Regions from separate parts of the Homo sapiens genome. Here regions 1, 2, 3 and 4 are each linked to region 5. A link is a contact called in ENCODE Hi-C or POLR2A ChIA-PET data. All regions are on one chromosome and are shown on one strand. Each heading gives the region's core, a stretch centred on a gene start or an enhancer-like site at or near the end of the contact. The rest is flanking DNA. Distances are from core to core; before and after follow the strand shown. Region 1 holds the start of PHLPP1 (PH domain and leucine rich repeat protein phosphatase 1). Region 2 holds the start of ZNF516 (zinc finger protein 516). Region 3 holds the start of PTGR3 (prostaglandin reductase 3). Region 4 holds the start of HMSD (histocompatibility minor serpin domain containing). Region 5 holds the start of RTTN (rotatin).

The links. A loop is a pair of places that touch in the nucleus more often than their neighbours do. ChIA-PET counts read pairs that join two places held with the same protein, here RNA polymerase II (POLR2A). Pooled maps may share reads with other maps.
Region 1: a map of B cell shows a loop between it and region 5 (9-fold over the local background). The contact joins the promoter of PHLPP1 here to the promoter of RTTN in region 5. A Hi-C loop is called at or near these places in 3 of 168 maps with a recorded cell type or tissue (B cell, CD4-positive, alpha-beta memory T cell and naive thymus-derived CD4-positive, alpha-beta T cell) and 5 of 50 pooled maps.
Region 2: a map with no recorded cell type shows a loop between it and region 5 (9-fold over the local background). The contact joins the promoter of ZNF516 here to the promoter of RTTN in region 5. A Hi-C loop is called at or near these places in 3 of 37 single-sample maps with no recorded cell type and 7 of 50 pooled maps.
Region 3: a loop to region 5 is called in a map of naive thymus-derived CD4-positive, alpha-beta T cell, with 10 times the contacts of the local background. The contact joins the promoter of PTGR3 here to the promoter of RTTN in region 5. A Hi-C loop is called at or near these places in 1 of 168 maps with a recorded cell type or tissue (naive thymus-derived CD4-positive, alpha-beta T cell), 4 of 37 single-sample maps with no recorded cell type and 12 of 50 pooled maps. POLR2A ChIA-PET finds 5 or more read pairs at or near these places in 2 of 52 experiments (B cell and naive thymus-derived CD4-positive, alpha-beta T cell).
Region 4: a loop to region 5 is called in a pooled map, with 5 times the contacts of the local background. The contact joins the promoter of HMSD here to the promoter of RTTN in region 5. A Hi-C loop is called at or near these places in 4 of 50 pooled maps.

The regions. Positions count from the first base shown.
Region 1 is chr18:62,714,204-62,716,903 of GRCh38, reverse strand. It overlaps PHLPP1 (PH domain and leucine rich repeat protein phosphatase 1), which reads right to left and starts at 1,363. Exons shown (of 17, transcript NM_194449.4): 1 at 1-1,363. The coding sequence starts at 1,220. RefSeq lists silencers at 1-99, 410-549, 760-989, 1,340-1,629 and enhancers at 1-942, 1,900-2,009, 2,100-2,159.
Region 2 is chr18:76,493,952-76,496,651 of GRCh38, reverse strand. It overlaps ZNF516 (zinc finger protein 516), which reads left to right and starts at 1,410. Exons shown (of 7, transcript NM_014643.4): 1 at 1,410-1,508. ZNF516-DT (ZNF516 divergent transcript) reads right to left here and starts at 1,313. Exons shown (of 2, transcript NR_164145.1): 1 at 866-1,313; 2 at 1-373. RefSeq lists silencers at 1,301-1,360, 1,491-1,590, 2,291-2,380.
Region 3 is chr18:75,207,730-75,210,429 of GRCh38, reverse strand. It overlaps PTGR3 (prostaglandin reductase 3), which reads left to right and starts at 1,291. Exons shown (of 2, transcript NM_175907.6): 1 at 1,291-1,580. The coding sequence starts at 1,372. RefSeq lists silencers at 577-1,616, 1,642-1,817 and an enhancer at 856-1,786.
Region 4 is chr18:63,947,864-63,950,563 of GRCh38, reverse strand. HMSD (histocompatibility minor serpin domain containing) reads right to left here and starts at 1,263. Exons shown (of 4, transcript NM_001123366.2): 1 at 1,164-1,263. RefSeq lists a silencer at 1,196-1,425.
Region 5 is chr18:70,204,304-70,207,003 of GRCh38, reverse strand. It overlaps RTTN (rotatin), which reads left to right and starts at 1,317. Exons shown (of 49, transcript NM_173630.4): 1 at 1,317-1,376; 2 at 1,689-1,876. The coding sequence starts at 1,346. It overlaps LOC105372180 (a long non-coding RNA gene), which reads right to left and starts at 1,215. Exons shown (of 3, transcript XR_935599.3): 1 at 430-1,215. RefSeq lists enhancers at 918-1,157, 620-1,249, 1,168-1,277, 1,488-1,617.

The DNA of each region.
Region 1 (2,700 bases), core at 114-2,613, 7.5 Mb after region 5:
GGAAGCGGGAGGGGCTGCGCGGGGTGGCCGGGACGGCGGGGCTGGCCCGGGACCCCCGTCGGGGCCGAGGCTGCGTCGGCCTCGAGCTCTTCCGACGACGACGAGGAGCCGCCGCCGCTGCTGTAGGGGTCCAACCGGTCAGACACGCTCTCGGCGCTGGGACTCAGACTGAAGCTCTCGGTGTCGGAGACCACAGGCCGTGGGGCGCGGGGCGAAGAGACAGGGCCCCCAACGAACGGCTCGCCGGGGCTGGAGTCCGAGGGCGCTGGGCTGGCGCGGCGCGACCACCCGCCCGGGCCGCCGACGGGCAGGGGTAGGTCGGCGGGGGGCGCGCGCGGAGGCCCCCCGAAGGCACCCGGCGCGCTCCTCGCGGGCGGTACCTCCGAGTCCCGCGGCTCCGGGGGCGCCAGCCGGGGGCCGGCCTCGGGGGGCGGTTCAGCGGGCTCCCGGGCGGCGGCGGCTCCGGGCCCCTGGCCCAGCACCTTCACCACGCCGCCGCCTTTGTGGCCCAGCTGCAGCAGGCGGGCGGCCACCTCGCCGGCCGTGGTGTCCAGTGTGCAGAGCACCGGGCGCAGGTAGGTCGAGGCCATGTGGCGGTCGAAGACGTGCACGCAGCCGCGCTGGAGCTGGTGCCTCACCCAGTCCCGGTCCGACGGCTGCAGCTGCAGCGTCTGCCGGTGCTTCAGAAGCAGCGTCTTCCTGTCCAGGCTCCGGGTGCACAGCGACGCCGAGGCCGAGCAGGAGGCGGGGAGGCCGGCAGCGCCGGGGGAGTGCGAGGCAGCAGCGGCCGAGGACGACGACGACGAGGAGGCGGCCGCGGCGGCCGCGGACAGATTCCTCTTCAGCCGCCCTCTCCTCAGCAGGAGGGAGTTGGCGCCGCCGCCGGCCCCGGGTACGGGGGCAGCCCCGCCGGCAATGGGCTGGGGCGCCCCGCGCCGCCTCCTGCGCCCGGCACCCCCCGCTCTGCCCGGCAGCGGCCCCGGCGGCGCCTCGCCTGGGGCCTCTTCCCGCGCCCCGCTGCCGCTGCCGTTCCCGCCGCTCGGGGCCGCCGGGGTCAGCGCGGGCTCCGGACTCCGGCCGCCCCCGGCCGCCGCCGCCAGAGCCGCCGCGGCCGCCGCTGCTGCTGCTGCTGCCGCAGCGGCGGCCGCCGGAGCCGAAGCTCGGTCCTCCCTGCCGAGCTCGGGGAGTCGCTGTACCGTGGCCGCGGCGGCGGGCTCCATTGCAGTGGGGCTTCGCGTTTCCCCCCCAGCTCCGGAGGCAGCGGGCGGAGAGGGAGGCGATGAGGCGGAGGTGGGAGACGGCGGCGGCGCGCGGAGAAGGGAGAAGCCAATGGCGTTGTGCGCGGCCGTTCCAGGGGATTATGTGGCGATTCGGAGCATTCCGTCGGTGTCTCAGTGTTCCATCCCGCGCGCCCGCCTCGCCGCCACCGCCCCCCCGACACACGCCCTCCCCGCCCGGGTCGCGGGCTCCCCAGCGCCGGCCCCGCCCGCTACCCCCGCCTCAACCCGGCGAACCAGCCGCGGATCTGGGCTCATTGAATATTAATCATGCGCCGGGAGCGGGAAGGCGGGAGGCTGGCAGGGCGGGAGGGCCGCGTGTGCCTCATAAATATTCATCGCCGGCATGACGGCATTCCAGGGAGGAGTGGGGAGAGCCAGGGGATGGCCGGAGGCGGAGCTTCAGGGTAAACAAACGTGACGCGTGCGTACGAGGGCGGGGTGGGGGGCAGTTTCCCGGGAGGTTCCTGAGCCGGCCTCGGAGAGGGCAGTGAAGACCGACGCGCGCGGTAAACCTTGGGAGTTGTGGTTCTCGTAAGGGGATCGGCAATCCCGAGGGAAACATGGTGGACTACAAGTCCCAGCGGTCCTTTGGTTCTGCTTCTCCTGGCCGCCAGCAGCTGGCCGTGGCCAGTGAGTATTGTGCCCTCTGCCGTTGAACTCTGTGCCAGAGTTCTTAATGAACACGAATGCTCATGTTCATTAACTTGTATTTTACCCGCACTCCAGCTTGCCAGATGACTTTTATTTTCCCTACTAATTAAAGGTGAGGGCTTTCAGGGACTGTAAACGTACGAAGGTCGCAGGTCCTGGTCCTCACCTGCGCCCATTGTATGAGATAGAGATACACACCCGTCACACCACAGCATCACTGGCAGTCTGAGTGGGCCAACCTCACTTTTTCCCCACTTTTTCAAGACCCAGGAAGACAGGCAGCGTCTGGGAATTCTAACTGAGGCTGTCGTTGAATGTGCTTGTTCGAAGGCACAACCCTAAGTCTGTCCTCTCCCTCTCCTGTACCTGAAAAGGAAAATAGCAAAGGACTGAGGTTTCATTGTTTCCCATTGCTCTTGAAGTCTGAAGTAGTTTAATGACACAGAAAGCACTGGTAAGTAGAAGAAACATTAGAATGGAGTATGAGATGGGCTTTTTCCACGTGTTCTGTCTTAACGTCTTCTCTGGTTTTTTTCTTTCATCATTCAGGGAAAAAAAAAATAGTTTCTACTGCCACAATGTTTAGTCGTGGTCTGAAAAGTTGTATTTTTCGTCAGTTGAATCAATGTTGTAATCATTGGGCAGTTTACTATTTAAAAGAATGTTGTACACCTTTTTAATTGAATTACCATTCCCCCAATTGCTTTGTAATTCGGGATTTTTCTTTTCTTTTTTTCTTTCTTTTTTCTTTTTTTCTTTTTTTTTTTTT
Region 2 (2,700 bases), core at 161-2,660, 6.3 Mb before region 5:
CTCGCGGATCCTTCATAGCGGAGGTTGTCCCTGTCTTTCTGCCTGACTCCCCCCCGCCCCCCGACCCCGACACACACTCCCCACCGCCCCCAGAAACATCACACATGCAGAATGCCCCCCCCGTCTGATCGCCAGCTTTCGGGCACATGCGCCTCCCTTTGCAGCGCGTCTGGAGTAGTTTCTTTTGTAAACGCCCTAAGTTGGGGAGGGCCGCGGGCTGCGAGTGTGAGGCGCAGAGAGAGACGCCGCCGCTGAGGTAACCGCCAGGATTGCAGCGCTGATTGCTACGCGGAGCCACGTTGGGCGTCTTGGACGGAATCCACCTCCACTGCGGAGTTATCACGAGGAGAAGGAGAACAATACGGCCAGGAGCCTGGTGGGAGAAGATAGTGTTACCCCTCCGCAGGCCGCAGCTCCCCGGGTCTACGTCACCGGCCGTGAAGGGGCGCTCGCCCTCGCTAGCTCCGACCCGCCCCTCCCCCGCCCCCGCGCGCCCGCCCTCCCCTCCCCCACCCCGGCCATCCCTGCCCTGTAACAGGAGAGCGTTTTGGAGTCAAATTAGGATTTCTAGTCCCAGACTCAACTTATTACAACTAACTACTGCTCGTGGGGAGTAGGTGAGGTGAAGAAATGAAGTTTTAAGAACAGAAAAATAAGAGTTGAACTTTCGAGGCTACCGGTAAACAACCCCTTCATTTTTAAATGGCCGGGTGGCAGAGCCGCTGTTTGAAGTCTTTCCAGCGGGACCTCTGTGACCCTTGATTCAGGACTTAATGTATTGATCCTGCATCTGAACACCCCCAGAGGCATTTACCAGGAAGTTGAGTGACACGCACACGCTACGCCGTGTGTAATGCACACGCACCTGGGACCCCCGAAGGGGTGTCCCCATTTCAGTCCAGATGGGGCGCAGTGCCCAGGTACCCGCCGGCGGGACCCGCATCCCGAGCACGTCTGTACGTATGGATGCGCGTGTGCGCGCGGAAACGGCCTCCGGGAGCCGGGGCTGCAGCAGCCTTAGACCTTGACGAGGGGCGACCACTGGCCGCTGGAACCGTGATTCAGTGCTATTAGGGGAGGAATTGGCTGTGTCTGAGTCACTGCAAGCCTCCAGACTGTCCCCTCAGTGTGGCAGAACTTTGTGCTGATGAGACAATAGTGGAGTGTGCGTTTCCTACAGGGCAGACCATTTCCAGGCTGGGGGAAGCCTCCGGCCTGCGCCGGGCCGTGAGCGCCCGGCCCCCTCCCCGTGCCGCGCAGCCCCCCGAGCCCGGCTCGCGCCGGGGCCCCCGCGGGGCGGACGCGTCCGGGGCGCGCGCGGGCGGCGCGAGGAGGGGGCCGGGCGCGTGGCGGGCCCCGCGCGCCCTCGCGCGTCCCCCGCGCCCGGGCGCAGCTGGCGCGGTCGGTCTAGTGCAGCGCTCGGCTCCGCGCCGCGGGCGCTCGGCTTCACCTTCAGATGCGCGGGGCGTGCGCGTCCTCCTCCCCAGGCCCGCCGCCTCCCTGCCAAGGTAGGGGCCGCGGGCGGGGGGAGGGCTGCGCCGCAGGGGCCGCGGGCGGGCGGTGGGCGCGGGGCCCGGAGCCCCGACGTGCCCCGTACTCTGGTGTGCGCCGCTGGGGGTAGGGGGGGAGGCGCTGGGGAGGGGGGTGCGCCGGGGAGGGGCCCCCCGGGCGCGGGGAGGGCTACTTGGCTTTCCCGGTGGGTAGTTGCTCTGCTCGTCAATTCCAGGATAGGGGAAGATGCAACTTCGGGCGGCGGGGCGAGCGCCCGGGAGGTGGTTTTTACCGCAGTGGAGGGGCGGGGTGGGGGCCGGGGTGGGAGCGCGGAAGAGGCTCTGGCTTTGTACACTTTGTCAAAGGCGACGCGGGAGGAGGGGAGCTCGGATGCGCTCTCCATCCATTAGGAGACAAAGAGCAAATTGCCTTACTTTAAAGTAAAACGCTCCGGCTAATGAAGGTGGGTGATGGGGCTGCGGGCCCGAGGAGCCGCTTCAATTATTAAGGGTTTGGCGGATGGGATCGATGCCTGTGGGCACCGCGCGCTGCTGCCTAGGGGACGTGTTTGCGTGGAGGTGGGGGTGGCCTTGTTTTTTACGGCCCCCTCCCCGGCTGCTTGCCAGTCTGCTGGGAGCTTCTAAGTGACCCTAACGTTAAAGAAGTGAGAGGTCCTGGAAGGGAAGTTCGGGCGGGGGTGGGGGTGGGGGCGAGGGTCTGGCACCGACTCGGAGAGGGGTGGGCAGGGACTCCTCGGAGCTGCGCCCCGCCGGGTGCGGGTGGGGGAGGCCTCGGTGGCGAGATGAACCCGGGTGTATGAAGGAAGAATGCGGTGGGGTGTGTGTGGTTGGGCGGGAGGTGGGGGGAGGCGCCTCCGCTGCCATTTCCAGGGAGAACTAACAGACTGAATAGTTACGATCAGTATTTAGATTAAACCGCCTCAAGTTTTAACGAAACTTTGTATGAATAAGTTTGTTAAATGGCAGCCGAGTGGGGTATTTAAAAGCAGCAGTTTATGTGTGTGGTGAGGAAAGCCAGTGGACCCCCGCAATTAGGGACCAGAGGGAACCAGCCTTTTACCCGAAAAATGTGGGTCTGTAAGTCAGCCTCATCTATTATCAGCGTTAATAAGCTTCCCGCAGCAGACCGGGAGCTCTGGGGGCTGTGTGTGTGTCTTACTCATTCCGCTGATAAAGAGTCACCGGGTCT
Region 3 (2,700 bases), core at 42-2,541, 5.0 Mb before region 5:
ACGCAACCACGTGCATCCAAACTACCCTTGGGTGAAGCATGTCCTACATTTGGGGGGAAAAATATCTGTGTCGCTTTTGCAATCTCAGGTTGGGGGGTTAGATTTGGCTGGGGAGGAGCCCAGAGTAGCTTTTATATTTTGGTAATTCGTGGGTAACTGAAAAGCAAGATATTTTTAAAATTAAATTTTACAATTTAAATAAAAATGTAAAGATGGACTTAGTTCATCACAGAAAAGTGTGGAAATATTTAATTTGGCCCCTCTATAAAAAGTGAATTGACATTTGGTCCATGCACGCCAGTAGGGAGAAAACGGACACGATGGAACGACAGATCTTTCTAGCTGGGTTCGAAAATGAGGTCCTCACACAGCAGTGCAACGTCTCCAATTCAGTTAAGTCCCTCGGCATCCCCACGTAGAACTTTAAAATGTGTCTGTGCTCTGGGAATTTGGCCTTCTGGTTTTCTATATGTGTGTTCTCTCCCAATGGGAAACCTGTAACAGTCTTGTAGATCTACTTAAAACATTCATGGAAAAACATGAAATCTAGGCCAAAATAAATAAAATGGCTTAGTTCCTGCAACTTGCATGGGACAGACCGTGGACAGAAAGCACGCGCAAGGGGTTCCGGGGACAGGAAGCCACCAGCCTGGGGAGCGGGAGGCACTGGACATTTCCCCGCCCCGCGGTCGGTACGGGTGCGCGTGCGGCAGCGGCGGCAGGGGCTCCCCGCCCTGCCCGGGGTCCCCGGTCGTGCCCCGCCGCCCGGGCCGCGCTCGGGGTTGATTCGTACCACCTTGCAAGGAAGTGAACGCTTCGCACGGGAAGGGGAGGCGCCTGCGCCGGCCGCCGCGCAGCTCCGGGGACGCCCGGGGCTGCCGCCGGCTCGGGGCCGCAGACGACCGCGGGACGCGCGAGTCCCCCGTCCCCCCTTGCCCGCCGTCCCCCCCGCCACCCTTGCCCGAGAGGAGTCAAATCCGGCTTTTAGAGCTCGGGGAGGGTGGGGATATCCGGTGCCTCTCCCGCGCCAGGAGGAAGGGGGAGGGCGGAGAGGATCCTTGGCCAGTCTGCGCCGAGCAGATTCAAACCAAAACAAAAAGATTAAAGGAGCAGCGGCCGGGGCGGCAGCGGTCCCCAGGCCGGGACACCCGGGGTGGTGCGCCCGGGTTCGCGGGGGCTGCGCCGGCGCCGGGGAGGCGGGGGGAGCGGGAGCGGGCGACGCGGGGAAGGGGGGAGCCAGGGGGAGGGCGCCGGCCGGAGGAGGGGCGGACCCGCCCGCCCTAGCCGAGCAGAGCACAGCCGAGCCGAGCGGCCCGGGCGGGGGCCGACCCCGGCCAGCGTCGGCGCAGAGAGCGGGCGGAGGCGCAGGCCATGCTGCGGCTGGTGCCCACCGGGGCCCGGGCCATCGTGGACATGTCGTACGCCCGCCACTTCCTGGACTTCCAGGGCTCCGCCATTCCCCAAGCCATGCAGAAGCTGGTGGTGACCCGGCTGAGCCCCAACTTCCGCGAGGCCGTCACCCTGAGCCGGGACTGCCCGGTGCCGCTCCCCGGGGACGGAGACCTCCTCGTCCGGAACCGGTGAGCCCGGCGCCCCCCAACCCCACGCCCCCGTTCTCGCCCCGGGCTCGCGCCGCGCCGCGCCGCTCCCGCAGTCCCCAGCCCGCCCGCGTGCCCACACTCCGGCGCGCGCTCGGGCGCACAGCCTGAGTTTGCGAGATCCCGGGAAGTTGAACCCGCCGCCATCTGGCGAAGGCGAATGTGATGTGACTGTTGCTGGTGTGAATATCCGATGCCACCGAACGTCCTCATAACTGAGGGTTATTTTAATTTGGGATTCCCCTCCCCTCCTCCAGCCCTCCCTCCTCCCCCTCCCGCTCCCGAAATAAAACCGACGGGACCCAGAAGGGGAGGCTCCCCGCCGGGCCGCCCGCGCGCACCCACAGTTCCTGCGTTGACATAATCTTTAGGGTGGAGCGGGAGCAGCCTGGACGCAAACTGCGACGTTTAGGTAAACGTGCTTCGGAGGAAGGAGGCTGGGACCCGGCTGGCTTTCCCTGTTCCCTCCAGGTTGGCAGCCGCCTCGCAGTGGCGGAGCCTGTCGTTGGATGTGTGGGTGTGCACCTCGCCGGTGTTGTCTGCGTGCTGTCAGTGCAGTGTGACTGTTGTCTGTCCCCTGAGTGTTAACGACCGCCGCGTGGCGCGTGTCCCGGGCAGCTGGGCCAGGGTCGGGGTGGGGGCATGGCTGCCTTTGCCGGCACGTTTTGCAGACATTCAGGTGACACCGGGTTGTTGCGAGACCTTCTGGCTTTTCCATTCCCCGCGCTCCCCACCGTCGTGTTTCCGCCTCACTCATCTTTAGTAACTGGCGAAGCAACAGGGAGGAAACGGACCTCACTCTTTATCGGAGCCATGCCCGCTTAGGTCTTTGCTCCGTGGGTCCCTGGCTGCCCGACTTGACTGGCAAGGCGCTCCTCTATGCCCTCTGCAGAGGCCTGCAAAGTCCCATCGAAATGTTTACGGTGCTGCATGTGTCAAGTTGAATAATAATATCGAAAGGGAGGAGTAAGTTCTGACTGTAACTATGTTGTAAATTGTGTACTAGAAAGTACCGTAAAGTCCCTTGCACGGACTGAAGGACAAAATGTACCTTCCTAAGTAGCTTGATGCAGCATTTAATTTGTCCATTTTCGAGATTCCT
Region 4 (2,700 bases), core at 14-2,513, 6.3 Mb after region 5:
CCTGTCAACCTAGGTGCCTATAGTCACTATTCCTACACAGCAGTCGTATATGAATCATCACACAGCATTTCTTGTAAACATTATTGAAATTATTTCCTGCCTCCTTTAAACTCATCTTACATTTTTTTTTTTTTTTTTTTTTTTTTTTGAGAGAGAGTCTCGCTTTGTCCCTCAGGCTGGAGTGCAGTGGTGCAATCTTGGCTCACTGCAACCTCTGCCTCCCAGGTTCAAGCGATTCTTCTGCCTCAGCCTCCTGAGTAGCTGGGACTACAGGCCCATGTCACGACACCCGGCTAATTTTTGTATTTTTAGTAGAGACTGGGTTTCACCATATTGGCCAGGCTGGGTCTCGAACTCCTGACCTCGTGATCCGCCCCCCTCAGCCTCCCAAAGTGCTGGGATTACAAGCGTGAGCCACCGCGCCTGGCCCATTTTACTTGTTTTATCTGAATTTACTAAAGGACTCTTTCTTGGCTTTGTTGTAACATGTATTTCAATTAACACATACTGGTTTTTGTTCTTGAGCAAATTCTCACAACTTGTCTACTGGGAATCTCTGTAAATTGGTTACTTTCTTTTTACACTATCCCAACACTTTTGCTTTCTGGCAACAGTATCGTCCTCATTTTGATTTTTTTCCAGTCCAAAAACATACTATCAACGCCTCTCCTGGTTTCTTTTAAAGGAGGAGGAATGTCAAGTACAAATTCTGAATACTGAGAGCATACGAGTTTCGGTACCGACAAATAAATACTGCTGCTGTTGTTTTTCCTGGAGGTCCCAGGCCTCACAGCCCCTTCCAGCGCCCAACATAAACTTCACCAGGGTGGGAGGCCTCATTGTACCTACTTCCAGCTCCTGCAGGATGAGTGGAGCCCAGGCAGGACTTTCACCCCCCAGCTCCGCGCCCATTCGCCCTGGCCTCCCCTCCCCGCGCCTGGACCCATAGGGCACACAGCCAAGTGCAGCCAAGTCCCTGCCCTTAGGGAGCCCCCGCCAGAGACCGAGTAAAGAAGGACAGCCCCAGGGAAAGGTCTGGAGCAACAGGTGCGCTGAGCACTTCACTGGGCTTCCCTTTCGTAGGTTCCCGCCCTTTTCCTGGGCTCAAGAGCAGGTAACGAGAATCCAGCGTGTGGGAACCACTCCCAAAGTCAAACACCTACCCCAGTTCTCCGCGCAGCTGCCCAGGAGCGAAGTGAGACCGGGTCGGAGAGGCGGGAATAGAGATGTCTGAGCGGCGCCGGGTGTTAGTTCCCAGTGAATGGGGAGGCGGGCGGAGTCGGGCCCAGCCAGGCACCACCTAGCGGGCGCCTGGGCAGGAGGGCGGGGCGGGTCCCGCAGGCCGCGGGGATCTCCTGATGTGCAGGAAGTGGCCAATCTCTGTGCAGGAAAAAGCCCCAACTGTCCGGGAGTTTTCAGTCAAGAAGCGATAATGCGCTTTGGCTATTTGGGGTTTTTCGTGGTTCCATACAAATTATAGGGTTTTTTTTTTTTTCTATTTCTGTGAAGAATGACATTGGTATTTTGACAGGGATTGCATTCAATCTGTAAATTGTTTGGGTAGCATTGTACTTTTAACATTAATTATTCCAACCTATGAGCATGAATATGTGTCCATTTTCTGTGTGTGTTCTTCACGTTTTTCTCATCAGTGTTTTATAGTTGTCCTTGTAGAAGTCTTTCACTTTTTTAATTAAATTGATTACTAGGTATTTTATACATCATATTTCTTATAGCTATTGTAAGTGGGATTTCTTTCTTGATTTCTTTTTCAGACTGTTCACTGTAGATGTATAGACATCTTACGGATATTTTATATCCATTTTGTATTCTGCAACTTTACTGATTCATTTATTAGTTCTAGTAGTTTTTGAGGGGAGTCTTTTGGTTTTTCCGATTATAAGATTATACCATTGGTGAGCAAAGCTAATTTTACATCTTTCTTTCCAGTTTGGGTGTCCTTTGTTTCTTTTTCTTGCCTAATTGCCCCGGCCAGGACTTCCAGTCAGATACTGAATAAAGGGGGTGAAACTGGGCATCCTTGTCTTGTTGCAGATCTTATAGGAAAGGTTTTCAATTTTTCCCTGTTCAGTATGATATTAGCAGTGGGTTTTTCATTTTGGTTTTTATTGTTTTGAGGTATATTCCTTCTATACCCAATGTGTTAAGGATTTTTATCATAAAGAGATGTAGGATTTTACTGAATACATTTTCGGCATCTATTGAAATGATCGTGCAGTTTTTGTTGTTGGTTCTTTTAATGCAATGTATCGCATTTATTGATTTGTGTATATTGAATCATACTTGCATACCCGGGTGAATCTCACTTGATCGTGGTGAGTGATCTGTTTAATGTGTTGTTGAATTGGAGTTGCTAGCAATTTTTTGAGGATTTTTTCTGTTTTTTACCTGTTGATATGACGGATTCCTTTGATTTTCAAATGTTGAATTAGTCTTGTACACCTGCAATCAATCTTACTTAGTCACAATGTATAATCCAACTATTTTACACATAGTTTGATTTCATTTGTGAATATGTTGTTCAGGATTTTGCATCTATACTAATGAAAGATATTGGTCTTTAAGTTTCTTTTCTTCTAATGTCTTTGTCTGGTTTTGTTATCAGAGTAATTCCAGCCCTATAGAATGAATTAGAAAGTAGTTCTTCTGCTTCTATCTTCTGAAAGAGATTTAGAGAAT
Region 5 (2,700 bases), core at 68-2,567:
TCAGCTCCTCAATCTGTCACTTACTAGTTAATGTGACTTTGTGTGGGGGTACTTTTGTGATTCTAAGTTTCCTCTTTGGCAAAATAGGAATGGGAATACAGTAGGCCTTTGCTGTCCACTGGTTGCACACAGAGAATTCAACACACGGGATGGAAAATATTCGGGAAAAAACCCCACAGTTGAAAATAACAATACAACAATTAAAAAATAATATGAATAAAAGTACAGTGTAACAACTATTTACATAGCATTTACAGTGTATTAGGTATTGTAAGCAATCTAGAGATGATTTAAAGCATATAGGAGGATGTGTGTAGGTTATATGCAAATACTACACCATTTTATAAAAGAGACTTAAGCATGGGTGGATTTGGGTATCTGCGGGGGTCCTGGAACCAATTACCTAGGGATACCGAGGGCCCACTTTACCTGCCTTGACATCCCTTTCCCAGGGAACGTGAAATGATCAGACCGAGAAAATGCAAATCATTTTCCAAATGTAATTTTGTTGTTGTTCTTACCGCTGCTTATAATTAAAAAAAAAATAATTTGCTCAGCTCGATCACTGTGCACGGTGCAAAAAATCAACTTTGGTACCATTCAGCAAATCATACCCCCACGTCCCGCCTTTATTTTCCTTTTTTGCAGCCCGGTTTCTCTCTTCTGCTCACTCATACCCGCCCACCCCGCTTTTGTAGCTTGCTTGTTCATATCTGAACTTGGGTATCCAAAGACACTGCTTGACTTTGCAGGTACATTTCACAGTTAAAGAGGGTTCGTCATTTAGTAGTCGGGGATGGGGAGAACTGTCACAAAGCAAAAGTCTACATTCTAAATCGTGAAGTTCTGGGAGCTGAGAATCAGATTGGCAGGGCCAAGAACGAATCCGTCGACGAGCCGGGAGGCGGGGCTCCTGCTGGGGCCTCTGCAGCCCGCGCTGGGTTCCCGAATTCCCGCGCTGTAAGCCGGAACCCCAGGCCAGCGGGCGCCGCGGCGGGCCCGGAGATCGGTGCAGGACGCACGGCCTAGCCAGAACTACAACTCCCGACGTGCGCGGCGGCCAACGCTGGTTCTATCCCTGCTTGTTGCTTTTTTTTTTCCCTCCGCTTCTTGCGACGGAGACTGCTGTCCAGGAAGTGCGCAGTAGTGATTCTAGAGAGGCTGGAAGCTCTCCTGGCGACGCTGGGGCCGCGAAGGGCTCACGTAATGACTCCTACTCCTGGTGAGCGCAGGCGTTGCGGAACTCACCGTCCCACAGGACGTGTTTCCGGGGGTACATTAATTGTGGCTGGACGCAGTGGCGCGGCAGTTTAATTCTCCGGCGGCTGCAGATTGACGGGACGAGATGGTCCTGGCAGGGCTCATCAGGAAACTCGGTAACTGTCAGCTTGCCCCTCGCCCAAGGCACCCCCCGCGCTCTGGCCACTTGCTGAGAATGGTCGTGTCACGTTTCCGCGGCCGGCCGCTCCGCGACCGCTCCCTCTTTCACCCCCGCTTTGTCAGGATAGCCCCCGGGGACCCATCTCGGACTTTGTGTAAACTTCGCGGTTCGCGTCCCGAAGGCACCAGTGGCCTGCTTCTGAAAAAAACTGGTTTATTCCGTCTTCACGCCGCTCCTGCCCACAGCATAAATAACGTAGTCTCTTTGCAGTCGGGAAATAAAATAGTTTTGTGCCGTTCGTTGACAGGTCATCAGCTGGCCGAGATCAGGGAGCGCGCTCTCAAGAGTATTCTCTGCAAGATTGAGCACAACTTAATCTGCTACGCTGATCTCATTCAGGAGAGGCAACTTTTTCTTCATTTGCTGGAATGGTTCAATTTCCCGTCCGTTCCGATGAAGGAAGAGGTTCTGAACCTGTTAAGCAGATTGGTTAAGGTAGGGTCATTTTGAAATAAAGAAAATAATCAGACGAGTGACTTGTTTCTTAGTCATTTAATTGTAGCGTTTATTGAAAGTTAAATAATTGGGGTTAAAAGTTTTTTTAATCAACCAGAGATGTTTAATTTTAATTAATCTGGGTATATGGTTCATCTTTTATTTGTGATACTGAATCCCACATGGTCTCTGCTGTGCTCAGAAGTAACACAGAACTTCTTTTGAGTTTTGGTATGTTCTGTGTTTTTGAGTTATCTTTGGAGGTTAATATTTGTATTCTGTTTTTGTTTTCTGACATTTACATCTTAAAAACTAGATATGTCAGTATGAAAGGGAGCACTTTAAAAATAATGTTACATAACCGTGATTCATAAATACCAATGTTAAGTTGCTTGCCCATATGCTTTTAGATTGGTATTCTTATGCCTACCTCAAGAGTAGTTAGTTATCGGGGTCAGATATCAAAGTGTAAGTTTAACCTTTCAAAACTAAATCACTGTACAATGGTAGAGGAATCTTAAACTACTTTGACATCCTGTTGACCGGTTGGGGCTGGGACCATAAGGTGAGTGTCAGTGGAAAAAAGTAACCCATTAAAAAAATAAGAGTAGGGATTGATAATGTGCATTTCTAGCGTTCAGTGTGTTGGCTCATCTTTCATAAATGTTATCAAGTGTTGGATGTATGTCTCTATAGGTGTATGTGCTCCTCATGGAAGTGCCTTACTTCGGGGCAGAGCCATGAAGGATTTGTTTTTCAGAAAAGGAACATCTGATATACCAAAAATAATTTTATGTTTTGATTGCTGTAAGTTATAGAGATTT